2 separate regions of the Homo sapiens genome follow, and region 1 is linked to region 2. Evidence: read pairs that join two places in POLR2A ChIA-PET (ENCODE). Cell type or tissue: OCI-LY7. All regions are shown on one strand. Links, peaks and the distances in the headings refer to the core of each region. The heading gives the core; the rest is flanking DNA.

Region 1 (7,963 bases), core at 1,912-6,911, 100 kb before region 2:
TGTCTCTTATTCACTGCTTTATCCTTAGCAACAAGAACAGTCTTTGGCACACAGTATTATTTTAAAATTGTGGAAAGCGGGAAACCATTCCAGGCAAAGGGGTAGGCCCTAAAGTGGGGATGAACTTGGTATTTCCAAGAGTAAAAAGAAAGCCGAGACAGGTGGATTGCCTGAGGTCAGGAGTTTGAGACCAGCCTGGGCAACATGGTGAAACCCCGTCTCTACTAAAAAATACAAAAAATTAGCCGGGACTGACAATGTGTGCCTGTAATCCCAGCCATTCGGGAGGCTGAGGCAGGAGAATGGCCTGAACCTGCCTAGGGGGTGGAAGCTGCAGTGAGCCGAGATCGTGCCATTGCACTCCTGCCTGGATGACAGAGCGAGACTCCGTCTCCAAAAAAAAAAAAAAAAAAAAAAAAGAAGGTCCATGAACTATAATGAAGTGAAGTAGTGGACAAGGGGATGAGTGATAGGAAATGAGGTCAGGGAGGCAAGCAGGGGCCTGATCATTTGGGACTCAGCCAAAGTAGGAAGTATATGGATGTTATTTTAGGCATGATAGGAAGACACTAGAGAGTTTTTCATAGGCAAGTGACCTGATTACTGTTTTAAAGATAGCTCTCAGCCATCCAGAGCGGTTCATGCTTGTAATTCCAAACTTTGGGAGGCCAAGGCGAGAGGATTGCTTTAGCCCAGGAGGTTGAGGCTTCAGTGAGCTGTGATCATGCCACTACACTCCAGCCTGGACAACAGAGTGAGAAATTTCATGGTTGGTTGGTGCTGAAAATATAGATTTAGGAATCATCGCCATGCAGATACTATTGAAACAGGATTGGATTCCCAAAGACAGACTATAGATAAACAGGAGGTCGGCAGGGCACGGTGGCTCATGCCTGTAATCCTAGCACTTTGGGAGACCAAGGCGGGTGGATCACAAGGTCAGGAGATCGAGAACATCTTGGCCAACATGGTGAAACCCCATCTCTACTAAAAATACAAAAATGGGCCGGACTTGGTGGCATGTGCCTGTAGCAGTCCCAGCTACTTGGGATGCTGAGGCACAAGAATCGCTTGAACCTGGGAGGCAGAGGTTGCAGTGAGCTGAGATCGTGCCACTGCACTCCAGCCTGGGCAACAAGAGAGAAACTCCAGTCTCAAAAAAAAGAAGAAGGGGGTCGAGGCAAAGCCCTGGAGCAGAGAAAGATCAGTCAGTGGAGACAGGAAGAAAACCAAGATCATCTCAGGGATGGAGGATTCACTTAACTATGCTGAATGCTACAGAGAAAGATACCATTACAGAAACAGACATACTGATAAAATTTGGAAATAAGGTCACTGGTAACTTAAAAAATAAGAGCAGTCTCAGTAACATGGTGACAAAGAAGAGTAACTAGGATGATTTACAGTAGACAATTATTTGCATGTAATTATTATAATAAATATTTTTTAAAATAAAATTATTTTAAACATTTTGTCAGTTCCCCCATATGACTGATTTCCCAGAGGGAGAGAACCATGTCATATTCATCTCTATGTTCTTAGCAAAGTGCTGACACACAGTAGATATTTTAAAAATCTGAATGACTACTCTTTCAGGAAAACATCTTCTGAGGAAGAAACTCTGTACAAAGATAAAACATGGGTTTGGCTAAAAACATATCATCCCAAAATTCGTATAGAAGTGTCCTATCAGATACAAAAATATGGCTCTGAAGCTACCTAGCACAAATACTATTTAGAAAATATACTAATAATTTGGCCAGGCATAATGGCTCCAGCCTGTAATCCTAGCATTTTGGGAGACCGAGGCAGGCAGGTCTCTTGAAGTCAGGAGTTCGAGACCTGCCTGGCCAACATGGTGAAACCCTGTCTCTACTAAAAATACATAAATTAGCTGGGCATAGTGGCGCACACCTGTAGTCCCAGCTACTCTGGAGGCTGAGGCAGGAGAATCACTTGAACCTGGGAGGCAAAGGTTGCAGTGAGTGGAGATCGCGCCACTGCACTCCAACCTGGATGACAGAGCAAGACTCTGTCTCAAAAAAAATAAAAAATTTAATACTGGTCGATTAAAACATATAGACTTGTCATATCTCATAAGAATTTTTCCATACCCTAAATTCTAAAATCAACCATAGTCTGTAATTCAAAAGACTTAACCACCCACTGATTCTTTTCCTGCACAAATGTTCACAGTGCCAGTGTGAAATATCTCGGGATAAGGAACATTATTTATAGATGTGAGTGATACAATTGTGGCATTTATAAGTATGTATAAATAAAAGCATATTCACCCAAGCTTCTACAAAAATACCCCTAGGTCTTTAAAGTATTCCTTGATTTCAAACATTAGTCATTTAAGAAGAAACATTTATCAAATAATCTTTTCTAAAAGCGTATCTGCTAGATATGCTTTACAAAATCTTTTAGATGTTAAATCTGTATGTTAAAAGCATAGTTAAGAAAAATCAAACTACGGTAACTCCACTGTTTGATGGAAAAATCAACTTAAATACAATATCCGGTAACTTAGTTCTAACCTTCCTTCTAAGGTTACATTAGTTCAGCACAAATATATTCAAGTAACAGCACGCTTCAAACAAGTTCTAATAGATAGATTACTGAAATTCTTTAAGAATTCTTTACGTTCTCTTGCCATTTGTTCCTATTCCAAAGTTACCCAAATCTTGCTATCTAAAATGCCATTACCATTTTTAAAACTCTGAATACTAATTTTCAACAAATTTTCCAGTAGATAAAAATTTTCCAATAGGAAAAAGCAGCAACTTATTTTGAAAACTATTAAATATGCTTTTTAGTAACAAAAAATTGATCAAGGGGAGTTTGTAACAGAATGGATGCCTAATAAAAATCAGAATTTGAGAAAAACAACCCTAGAAGGAACTACAAACCTTCAACTTCCCAATATCATTACAAAATGAGATGTTTAATAAAAAACTAAAATGACTAGGGATTATAATGCGCACCTCAAATTACCTTAACACACCCAAATTCTATTTGCAGTTTAAACATCAAGCTACAAAAATCCAAGGTTTACATTAGTAACTTTGTATTTCAAAAATAGCCATTGATCTTTTCTAAATAACTCCAATCTGCCTCCCTTTGGATTTTAAAAAATATATATATATATAAATATACATATATATAGCATATTGTTTTACACACTGACGAAGTATGTTTCTCCTAAAGTGTAAGTAATTCTAAATATGAAAAACAACCACAGACTACAAAAGGAAAAGATATTAATGCAGAAGTTTACTTCTCAACTCCTTAGTATTCCTAACAAAAGCCTTATATCATACACAGATATGTGTCTGGTACTTGCTTAGTCAAATTCCTACCATCTCTCATACAGCCTAAGGGAAAAGTTAAAGAAATTCATTTGCCATTTAAATGTTTTAAATATTTTAAGTATAACTGGTCTAAAAATGCCTAGATTCTAGATTTAATATAATATGAAAACTAAAATATTACAAGATTACATAGGCATGTCCTAAATATCAGTTTTTATGTTCCTCATCCCTCAACTATTTTAAAGGTTCATAACCTATTTAGCATGCCCCCAGCTCTCCTCTTTTTACTGATATGAACAACTGGGTACTGACAGAACCAACTTTTATTTTCTTAATCCTATTCTGGATTCTCAGTTAATCTGTTAAAAAGATTCTAATATTTAACTCTATAAATACATACAAGAATGAGATAACTTAAAATTTAAATCAATTTTTCTTTGCTCTGAACTTAGAGTTCAGATCTTAACTTCCTAGACTTACCTCATTCCTTCACTCATTCATTCAACATACTTACAATATGCCAAGCATATATGTGTGTTCTAGTAAACAGGAATATAAAAGCTAATAAAAACAAGATCCCTGCTCAAGAAGCTAAGAATCTAATAGGGAGGTGAGATAAGCTAGAGGACAATTAAAATAATTCAGTGATAAATGCCCTGATACAGGAAAGCACAGAAGGATATATAAGAGCAAACAAGGAAGGGTGTTTCATCCTATCCTGGGATCAGATCCTTTAGATACTGAAGGACTGACTAGTAGACCTTAATTTGATGACAGATGAGGGTGGGAGCTGGAGAATATGGGTCTCAGTCAGTTGAGTTATTAACTGCAAAGGCCCAAAAGCAAGAAGAGCGTATGGTTCCTTATAGGAACTACAAACAGTTCAATACAACTCATTTTTAGGATCAAGGAACTATAGCTTAGGAAAGTTAAGCAAAAGTCAGATGAGGAAGGACTTTGTTGGCCATACTTAGGAACTTAGACTTCATCTTGAAAGCTTAGGAAGAACACTAAAGATACAAAGAGGAATGCACAATCACATGAATTCACATGCAGAGTCACATTCATACTTTAGAAAATTACTACTGACAAGAATATTGATGATGAACTGGAGGAGAAAATGGTAGTAATCCCCAAGAGCTGCTCCAGCTGCTCAGGGGAAAAATAAAGGCTTGAACCAAGATAGAGGTAGTAAGGATAAAGAGAAATATAGGTTAGAACTCTACTAGCCATTAAGGTAGCCACTAGCTACATGTGGCTACTGAGTACTCGAAATGTAGCTAGTCTGAATTAAGATGTGCTGTAAGTGTAAAATATCATATTTTAAAGACTTAGTATAAGAATCAAAAATATCTTATTAATAATTTTATACTGATTGCATGTTGAAATAAAATTTTAGATATCCCAATTACATAAAATATAAAACTAAAGTTAGTTTCACCTGTTTACTTTTTAAATGTGGTTATTATGAAAGCTTAATTACATATGTGGCTTGCATCAAATTGCTATTGGACAATGCTAGGTTAGATATTAAAGACATGAAATGACAGATCTCTGTAACTAACTTGTAGAAGGGTGATAAAATTCAGATTTCTTAATTTGGGCTTGAGCAATTAAGATGAATGGTGAGTACCAACTGTTAAAAGTAGAAATCATCTGAGTTAAGGTGGACTTTGGGAAGACAATGTCTAGTAGGCAGTTGTATATATAAAGGTTAGAAATGCTAGAAACATCTAGGTTAGACAGATAATGAATATCTTAAGTAATCAACATTTAAATGGTATCAAGGCCATGGATATGAATCCAAATACAGCATACAGAGTAGGAAGCAGGCCAAGAAGCAACACCAACATCCCATCATAATCACCTAAACAAACCTAGGAAAAGCTGAGAGAAAAGAAGAATCAAAGAGTTCCCAGAAGCATTTCAAAGGAGGTCAACTGTAGCAGCCCCCTCAAGAAGTGGTTAACTATACCAAATGCTCTGGATTGGTCAATCTAAGGATACAGAAAAATCTACTTATTGTCATTGGAAACCACTCTCAAAGCTGTATCAATGGAAAGATAGGGGAAGAAGGCAGACTGGAAATAAATAAGCAGAAAAAAAAACTACAGGAGGTGAGTATAAGCAATTTTTTTTAATGCTTATCTTTGAAGAGAAGAACAACAGGATAGCAGCCAGAAAATACAAGGTCAAGAGTTTTAAGCACTTAAAAAAAAAAAAAGGCAGATGGTTCTATTTGTGTGAATGCTAATAGAAAACACCAAGTAGCAGACAAAGTTAAGTAAGGACACAGATAACATTTATGGAATGAAGGACAGGATTTTCCCTAAGTACCAGATATAAAACAACTTGAAAATCCCAAAAAAAAAGAGAAGAGAAGTAGGGGATTTTAAGAAGTAAAGATGTGAAACAGCAACCATAAGAATAGAGAGAGAGACTAGGAATACGTAACAGCCATCCAAGCAATTTTGTCCACCTGGTTAAGGCTGAAGACCATAAATCTTTGACTGTATCCCTGAAGCCATGTGATCTTTTCCTCCAGTAGCAATCCATAACTTGAGTACAATAAAATTGGCTGTAGGAGTCATTTGAAACTTGCTTTGCAGGAAGGGTACACAAAAGTACAAGACCAAGAGAGATGACAAATACAGATGAAGTAATTCAGTGAATGAAAATGGAGAGGATCAAGGATGGAAGGCAGGAAGTAAAGAAGACAGTAAAAAAATAAGTTGCTGGGCACGGTGGCTCATGCCTGTAATCCCAGTACTTTGGGAGGCTGAGGCGGGCAGATCACCTGAGGTCAGGAGTTCAAGATCAGCCTGACCAACATAGAGAAACCCCATCTCTACTAAAAATACAAAATTAGCCAGGCGTGGTGATGCATGCCTGAAATCCCAGCTACTTGGGAGGCTGAAGCAGGAGAATCCCTTGAACCTGGGAGGTGGAGATTGCAGTGAGCCAAGATCACGCTATTGTACTCCAGCCTGGGCAACAAGAGCGAAACTCTGTCTCGAAAAAATAAATAAATACATGTAAGTTATGGTTAAAATGGACTATACAATTAAGATTTTAGAAGTGGAACATAAGTTGCAGATGATAGCCCCACAGGGTTATTATTTCTTTTTTTAATATTTTACTTTTAAATATTTTTTCTTCCCACCCATTCCTCCATAGGGCTATTAAAAGGATGGCTCTCAGATGAGACAGAGAGAGAAAAAAAAGGATGGCTCAAGCACAGTCAAGAAACTGAAGCTAACTTACTGAAAGTGTCTTACACATGGGCCAAAAATGTCCCAGAATGATGATGGAGCTTGGAGCAGAAAGAAAAATTGAGTGTTAGATGTCATCTTTAATATTAGAACAAAACAGGGGTGTGGTAGCTGAAAATTTTAAGAAGGGGTAGAAAACATTGCTGCTAAACAGTAAAACTGTAAGGAAGCAGGGTTCTTTTTGAAGGAGAATGGCCTAGAATCTAGACCAGTGTTGTATCATGGAAATATTAGGTAACCACATATGCAATTATAAATATCCCAGTAGAGGGGTCCCCAACTTCCAGGCCATGGACTGGTAGCGGTCTGTGGCCTGTTAGGAACTGGGCCGCACAAGAGGAGGTAAGTGGCGGGCAAGCAACTGAAGCTTTATCTGTATCTCCAGCCTCTCGTATTACCGCCTGAGCTCTGGCACCTGTCAGATCAGCGGCAGCATTAGATTCTCATTGGAGAGTGAACCCTATTGTGAACTGTTCATTCAAGGGATCTAGGTTGCGCAGTCCTTATGAGAATCTAATGCCTGATGATCTGTCACTGTCTCCCATCACCTCTAGATAGAACCTCATCTCTTAAAAAAAGAAAAAAATAAAATAAGTATTAGGCTGAGTGTGGTGGCTCACTCCTGTAATCCTAGCACTTTGGGAGTCCGAGGCGGGTGGACTGCCTGAGCTCAGGAGTTCAAGACCACCCTGGGCAACATGGTGAAATCCTGTCTCTACTAAAATACAAAAAATTAGCCAGGTAGTCCCAGCTCCTCAGGAAGCTGAGGCACGAGAATTGCTTGAACCTGGGAGGCAGAGGATGCAGTGAGCCAGGATGGTGCTACAGCACTCCAGCCTGGGCGACAGAGCGAGACTCTGTCTCCAAAAGTTAAAAAAATAAAATGAGGCCAGGTGTGGTGGCTCACGCCTGTAATCCCAGCACTTTGGGAGGCCAAGGCGGGTGGATCATCTGAGGTCGGTCAGGAGTTCGAGACCAGCCTTGCCAACATAGTGAAACCCCGTCTCTACTAAAAACACAAAAATTAGCCAGGCATGCACCTGTAATCGCAGCTACTCAGGAGGCTGAGGCAGGAGAATCATCTGAACCCCGGAGGTGGATGTTGCAGTGAGCTAAGATCGTGCCACTGCACTCCAGCCTGTATGACAGAGTGAGACTCCATTTCAAAATAAAAATAAAAATAATAAAGTGAGTACTAGTGCCCAGTACTGGGTGATGATGTGGAAAAAGAGACACTCTCCTACATGACTTTTGGAATATAAACTTAAACCACTTACTTAAAGGGCAATTTAACCATGTGGACCAAAAACTGAAGTTTTTATTGTCTTAAATTCAACAAATTCCACTTCCAGAAATGGATAGTCTTGAGAATCATAC
Region 2 (7,963 bases), core at 1,036-6,035:
GAAATATCTGGTTTTAAGTAGATTCTGAAGAGAAATGCTCCACATTACAGTGTCTTTCCCTAAAAGATAGAACCTACATACACATTGGCCGGGTGCGGTGGCTCACGCCTGTAATCCCAGCACTTTGGGAGGCCGAGGCGGGCAGATCACGAGGTCAGGAGATCGAGACCATCTTGACTAACACGGTGAAAACCCATCTCTACTAAAAATACAAAAAATTAGCCGGGCGTGGTGGCAGGCGCCTGTAATCCCAGCTACTCAGGAGGCTGAGGCAGGAGAATGGCATGAACCCGGGAGGCGGAGCTTGCAGTGAGCCGAGATAGCGCCACTGCAGTCCGGCCTGGGTGAAAGAGCAAGACTCCATCTCAAAAAATAAAAATAAAAATAGTAAAAATAAAAAAAAAATAAAAAAAGAACCTACATACACATTGATGTCATGTAATTCACAGGAGCTGCACAGGTGAGAACCTGTTTGTTGTGGGAAGAAGCAAGAGCTCCTCCCCACTTCCCGTGCAGGGCTGGGGTACGCAGCTGCTGTTTAAGAGCAAGGCCTGAGGTCTAGCAATGTTCTTGCCCATGTGAGGCCTGGTTTTGCCTCAAAGTAGAACTTCTGAAACAGAAAGTTTCCTTATCTCCCTGGCAGGACATGCGACAGATGTGCGGCTCGCATGTTCAGTGTCCCACTGCTCAAACCCCTAGGGGGAGCATGCAGACAGGTCGTGGGGAGCTCCGGACAACTGACATTTTTCTCAGTCTTTAGTAGAGTAGCATGCGGTGTTAAAGACGAGTCCTCGGTTCATCTTCCATCCATATTTCCAGACATAAGTTCTCCTTGAAAAGAAATGCTGAAACTTGTGGTTAAAAGGTACCCATGGAGCTCCGACCTCACAGCAGTGCCTAGGGTTGAGTATTTACAGCTCCTGAAGCCCCAGTGGGCATGTGTTACAGTGTGCTCTTTCAGTTTTGCCGTCTGCAGGCAACTTGTGTTAACCAGCTCAATTAGACCCTCTGCCGTATGACAAGGACAGAGGGCCTCTGTATCCTCAGTTCTTGCCCTAGCGTACCGGAAAGAATCGGATAACATGTAGGCTTGGAAGATCGGTGCAAGGTTTTATTGTGTGGTGGAGGTTGCTCTCAGCAAGGTGGATGGGGAGCCAGAAGGGGGATGGAGTGGGAAGGCGGTCTTCCCCTGGAGTCAGGCTGTCCAGCGGCTGGACTCTCCTCTGACTGCCCCGACCGAATTTTCTGCATCGTCTTGCCTCAATGGCCTGCTGTTGTCTGCTGGTGTCTGTCGGTGCGCTCTTCTGCTCCTCTGCTCCTCTCAACGTCCAACTGCTTGTGTCCACGCCCGCTAGGGTCTCAGGGTTTTTATGGGCACAGGATGGGGGTGTGGCAGGCCAGAGTGGTCTTGGAAAATGCAACATTTGGGCATGAAAACACGGGTGCCTGTTCTTACTTAGGTCCATGGGCACAAGCCTGAGGGTGGAGCCCTCGCCAGGAACCCCACCCTTGTCTACCCAGCACTTCCCTGGCCACCTCCTGTGTCACTTCTACTGTTTCCTGGTGAAAATAGTAACACTGAGAATGAGTTGGGGTGGAACATTGACCTCTCAAAACATTTATCATTTTCTCATGTAACAATGATGGTGTCATTTCCTGTTAGGGGCATTGGGGAATAAAAACACTTTTTAAAAAGTATAAAACATTCTCTTTGGAAATTTACAATAAAAAAAAAACACGATTCTTTAGTGAGTACTTATCCAGGCACTATTTAATTTACACTCAACATGGAGCCTATCAGTCAATCGTCATATAAGGTAGAAGCTACCATAGCTTCATTTTACGAATGAAGAAACTGAGGTGTAGACAAGTTGAGTAGCTCACTCAAGGACACAGCAGAGTCAAGATTCAGACCTGGATATCCCGATTCCGGGAGCTTTGCTCTTACCTGATGCACTCTTCCCCTCACCTTTAAGAATTTGAAGACTGTTGCCAGTCAGTTCATCAGATTCCCCTCAGTATGTATTTGAACACAGCACAATCTGTAAGTTGGTGTAAAAGCAGTCATTGACTGGCAAGAATTCTAAGGGTAATCTCATCAAATTACAATGCTCATCTTTCTGAGTAGAAATTTGGGTTTAAAGCTTTAAATTCTTAAAAAATAATACAGCCTCTAAAAAAACCCTACCACTGGTTATATTTATATCTACTTGTGTTATGATATAGAAACTTAGTTTCATAAGTAACTGCCAACATGTTTCCCAAAGTGGCTGTACCATTTTGCATTCCCACCAGCAATGAATGAGAATTCCTGTTGCTCCTCACCCTTGGCAGCATCTGGGGTTGTCATATTCTGGATTTTGGCCATTCCTATAGGTTTGTGTAGTGGTATCTCACTGTTGTTTTAATTGGCATTTTCCTGATGACATATGATGTGAAGCATCTTTTCATATGCTTATTTGCTATCTGCATATCTTCTTTGATGACATGTCTTGTCAAGATCTTTTGCCCACTGTTCAAATGAGTTGTTTTCTTATTGTTGAGTTTTAATAGTTTAAATGTAGAGAGAAATAGATGATGTTTGTTTACTAGAGTAATCAAGATATAATCATTTTAAGAGCTAGTTGATAGCAAATATAAGTTATTTGCTCTAAATTTGATAATATAGAAATCTATCTCTAATATAATAATAATAGTGAGAGACTGTATTCTTGTAGGGAAATTTTTTCTAAAAAGCGTGGTAAAGCTCTGATGATTCTATAATAGGTTCAAAGGATTGGATTTGTTAGATGTTGATGATGTTGATGGGTTGCTAGATGTTAGATCATGACTCATGATCTAACATCATCTAACACAATCTAACGTGATCATCGTCATGACTCATGATGAGAGAGAGCACAGCATAGTGGTTAAAAGTATGGATGCTGGCGTTCAAGTCCCAGTATTGACACTTATTATTTGTGTGACATTGGGCAAATTACTCAATCAGTGTGGCCTCAGTTTCCTAACCTGAGAAATAGGGAGTACAATATTACCTACCATTGTGGACTGAATGTTTGTGTCCCCCAAAATGCATATGTTGAACCCCTAACCCCCAATGTAGCTGTATTTGGATATGGATATGGTGGCTCTAAGAAAGTAATTAAGGTTGAATGAGGTGTTAAAGATGGAGCCCTGATCCCATAAATTAGTATCTTCATAAGAAGAGACACCAGAGAGCTCACTCACTCTGAGGAACACAGAGGAAAGGCCAGGTGAGCACACAGTGAGAAGGCAGCTGTCTGCCACCTACGAGGAGAGCCCTCACCAGACACCAGCTCTGCTATACCTTGGTCTTGAACTTCCAGTCTCTGGAACTGTAAGAAAATAAATGTTCGTTGTTTAAGCCACCTAGTCCATGGTGTTTTGTTATGGCAGCCCAAGCTGACTAATACCTGCCTTGCAGGGCTGTTGAAGGATGAAATGAGTCAATACACATGAAACGCTTTGCACAGTGTCTGGCACATGGGAAGCACTATATAAGTGTTAGCTGGAATTGCTGACCTCAGATCTGTAGATCTGGGGTTTGAGAATTGGTGATGTTTTGCACAAGTGTGATATACATAATTGTACTGAGTTTTGAAAAACATATTTGAATAACTAATTTTAAATTAATTAAGTGGGAAAACATTTTCATTCTAAAGTCAACCCAGTCGGATGAGAGTAAACATACCAATCTAGGTTAGGGCCAACATCTCATGCCTTCCTCCTTTCCTCCACTTCTCCTCGGTTCCCTCTTCCCTGGATATAACCTCTACCCAACGATAAGCAAGTTGTAATGGGTCTCTGGGGAAAGAGAAGACAGAACAGGAAATGTCTGCATAGATAGGGGAAGCCTGTAAAATGCAGATGATGGTTGTAATTTTAGGAGTTCAAATATAAATGGCATCGAGTTGAACTCTAATTTTAAAATAGTAGAGGCTAAAATGCTTAAATGTTAGTCTTTAAATGATTTTTTTCCTTTTATTGTATTTGACTTGTACATATTTGGATCCTTAAATCTTTAGATAACTATCATAAAAGTCAATTTAGGATGGAAGAATTATTTTCTGTGAAGGGTCAGGGAACCATGGACAAAGAAACAACTGCTTTAGATAAATATTAAAATATACTTTCAGTCCCAAAGTATCACCTTAAAGGGGGAAGAGGAAGAAAAGCTGGACAAGCAGGAAGAAAGAGGGAGAAATGTAAAGAAAGAGAAAGGAAAAGAAATAGAAAAAGAAGAGAAAGGAGGAAATAGAAGCAAGGGAATAAAAAGAGCGTTATAATAAAATTTGGTTCTATAGGTTTTGAGGGGTTTTTGTCAAGGTCATTTGTAAAGTTCCTCCAGCGGAAAGGAACAAGAATTTTCTGCACCTTTTTAAAATGTAGATGAACTAATTGGCAAGTGTTTATATGGCTTCCACTGTCCCCACCCTGGGAAGAACAATTTTTGGCCTGCCTGTGTGACAGATATCCTGGCCCTCCAGATTTGGAGATGTAGCACTCGGTCTAGTTTTAGCAGTAAGATTTAGACTGGTGAATGACTGTCCCACTTCCTCCTTCCTCAAATGCATGGATAGGTAAGACCTTCCCTGAGCTGGGGGATTCCATCTGGCCCACCTCTTGCTTCCCTGGGCTAGAGACTCTGCAAGCTGCTGTCTCCACAGGGCTTAGGTCCTGATAGAAACCAACTGAGAGACAGTGGCATTTAGGACTATACATGTGGGCATATGTCGGACACAGAGAATGACTAAGAGAGATATCTTTAGCTCCCTTCCTGTCTTCTTCAGGCTCCCATCCAGCAAGAATATACCCTTCCAGGTTTTTATAGTTTGGGAGTAGAGAATGACATTTTTTAATTAGTTCAATCAATATTTATTGAGCATATACTATGTTACAGGCAATGTGGATACAGATAGGCATTGGAGAAAATGTCAAAGTTCCTGCCTCCTTGAGTCTGCAGTCAGGAAGGCAATAAATATCCCTTATTTGGGCAATTTTGTACTCTTCCAATATGTGACCAAATATGGGCACATCTTCCAATACACAGACTGACCCCTGTCCCCTTTATGTAAATAAAGAAAGAAATCTTTGATGACCAGGAAATAATCTGAAAGGCAATTGTTCATGTTCTCATTTGTAAAAAGACTTTTAAGGGGTTGGGTGTGGTGGCACATGCCTGTGATGCTAGCACTTTGGGAGGCTGAGGCAGGAGGATTAGAAGCCCAGGTGTTCAAAACCAGCCTGGGCAACACAGTGAGACCCTGTCTCTACCAACCAAAAAAAAAAAAAAAAACAAAAATAAAAACATAAAATATCTTATTTAAAAAATAAGTCTTAAATATTATTTCACTTTAACTCAACCCTCATGCAGTCAAAGCAAAACAAAACAGAAAATTTGCTAACCTTTAAACCCAGGACAGGATCTTTTACAAGGGCAGCCCTTGCAACCTCCTGGGAGAAAGTTCATTCTCTGGGTTTCAGCTATAGCAGCCTCTCTCCCTTGCTTCTTACTTAGTTCTAAGTTCCTGGATCAGTGTGGCATGCTGGACCCATTGTCCTCGCGGTGTGGAATCAGAAGCAAGCTGTAAAAGCGTGTTCCTTCTGGTTGTTCTGGTTGCTTTGGAGGCTTTCCATCTTCATCACCTTCTGAACTGGCCTGAAGCTTTACAATGGCTCCTTGGTGAGGGGTTGCCTATTAATCACCCCATCTCTGCTCTTACTCACTGGCAGAGCACTGATTATGTTCAGGCATAACAACCCCCACCCCCATTCTCCTCCATCTAAGGATAATGGCAATCTCTCCCTCCTGGCCAAGTGATCCACTTAAACAGGTGTTTGTGACTTGTTCCACAGTTAAGTAAGTGGGTCAAGAGAGTGGCAGAAAGGCCTGCAGGTTTTTCCTTGCCCTTAAAATGAGACTTATGAAAAGAGATACTTTTTGTATCTGCATACTTTTTGCATTTGCATTTTGCATGGCATGATAGCAGCCACCTTGCAACTACCTTTAAGCCAGCTGGAGGACGAAACTGATAGGCTGAGGATGGCAGGGTAGAAAGTGGGAAAGAATTTGGGCCCTTGATTATCAATCAAGCTGCTGAATCAACTGACCCTAGGACTACCCTACTCAAGATGTCTCATTATATAATACACTGTATTTTCCTTTGCTTAAATCAGTTGAGTCAGTATCTTCCAGTATGCGTGACTGGATGCCTCCTGATACACCTGCCTATGTCCACTAATACGGGCACCAAAGAATCTCAGATGGTGGTCATGGGTAGGTTTCTGTTTGGCTATTCTGCAATTTCAGGAGAAGGAAAATGACAGGATAAGAAATTAATGCTGTTAATTGTAATCAATTGTTAATTAAATTTTTATTTTGAGATAACTGTAGATTCACATGCAGTTGTAAGAAATAAGGCAGAGATATCCCGTATACCCTTCAAACATTTTCCCCCAATGGTAACATCTTGCAAAACTATAGTACAATATCACAATGTTGATTTCTACCCCTCTACCTCACTTCAGAGCATATCCATGTATATACATTTTATATTTTAGGCTTCATAAATTCCTAGTTTAAAAACAGTTTACTTGGATTGAACTTTGTACTTTTCCAAGGCATTTTCTAGTCCACTATTTCTCTTAAGGCTTAAAACATCTCTGACTAAGTGAACAAACAGATGAACAAATGAAACAAACATCTATACAATCAGAAGTTAAGGGAGGTTTGAAATAGGCACTGCCACAGAGTAACTGTTAGAGAAGGAGTTCCATGGTACAAACTTTGCACTCTCCATCTACGAAAGGTGGCAGAGTCCTTGAAGTGTTTTTCCTCTCTCCAGCCAGTCCCCACCACTACTGATAATTAAATCCTTCTTGTCAAAGGACAGGACTGGTTCTGGAACAGGTGATTTCAACATCGTGGTGAGTAGTATTATGGAAGCTGGCAAGCACTGTATAAGATGGATCCTTTTGTGCTCATCACCTGTCACGCAAAAAGGTTTGTTATTTTGTGATGATTTCCATGAAATCTCATGGGCTCTATTGGGGGAAAGTTACAAAGCAAGAATTAACAAATAAAGATAAGAGATGGGCCAAAGTTATCTATTGGACACACCATCGGTGGGCATTCCTTGTCCCCTTGCTGCTCTCCTTCTTATAGGGCAAGAGTGAGAACAACCTAGTGGGTGGGAGGGTAATCAGACTTATTGAGTAACATCAGTGTGGGGTTAGACACCAGCTCTCTGAGTTGCCTGGGAAAGTCAACTTTCAGCACCTGAAGGCACTGGGGTCTGTGGAAGGGAGAAACTGGTCTCATGAGCAGTTTGGACGAACCCCTCCTGTGGGGATAAGGTTGGGGGCCTCAGGTGCCAATTGGCTTGTTATCCAGACAATGCAGGTGAGCCACCTAGGTCAGTTGTTGCCAATCCTGATTGTGGCAGGGTACATTTTATTCATCTTCAGATCCCCAGCTCTTAGCACACAGCCTGGCATATGATAGGTACATGAACAATGTCTGATAATGTAATGATTGAATGTGCTTTTGTGCCAATTAAAAACAAGTAATTTGGGTTTTGCTCATGGAAGGAGAGGAGGGCTAATAATAGACATTGTTGCCTACATTTCTTGAATCCCTGAAAGACGGTATACACATTCTGCCCTTACTTTGGTAAAACCTCTCTGAAGAGTCCACAACTCTATGAGGAGGCTTCCTGGTTCAAGCAATATTTTTATTGAATTTTTACTATTTCTTTGCACCACTGGCCAATAAAGCCAGTGTCTAGGATTTGTTATACTGGCACTGAGACACTCAGTAAAGGAAGGCTCTGCTGGTGACAGCAGCTCTGGAATTTTCCACAACCACTCTAACAATCTTTTTGAATCTTCAGTACTTTTACTGAATTAGATACACAGTACAATGGGACACTAGCCACTGTTT

Evidence for each region. Peaks named below come from ENCODE experiments on the same cell type or tissue, not always from the same donor. Only the 100,000 strongest peaks of a DNase experiment are listed, where the experiment ranks them.
Region 1: POLR2A ChIA-PET joins it to region 2 with 5 read pairs; 4 of 35 experiments call an interaction of 5 or more read pairs at or near these places.

Annotation. Positions count from the first base shown.
Region 1 is chr7:35,821,585-35,829,547 of GRCh38, reverse strand. The region is part of intron 1 of SEPTIN7 (septin 7); the gene reads right to left. Among named protein-coding and RNA genes, the nearest start is that of SEPTIN7, 25 kb to the right of the region's middle. In OCI-LY7, for the core only: no CTCF peak of the experiment used is centred there; no DNase peak of the experiment used is centred there.
Region 2 is chr7:35,718,116-35,726,078 of GRCh38, reverse strand. It overlaps LINC03013 (long intergenic non-protein coding RNA 3013), which reads right to left. Exons shown (of 2, transcript NR_108083.1): 2 at 6,367-7,009. Among named protein-coding and RNA genes, the nearest start is that of LINC03013, 5.7 kb to the right of the region's middle. In OCI-LY7, for the core only: CTCF peaks have their summits at 2,762 and 2,961; a DNase peak (open chromatin) is centred at 3,828; H3K4me3 peaks cover 1,318 bases; H3K27ac peaks cover 3,359 bases.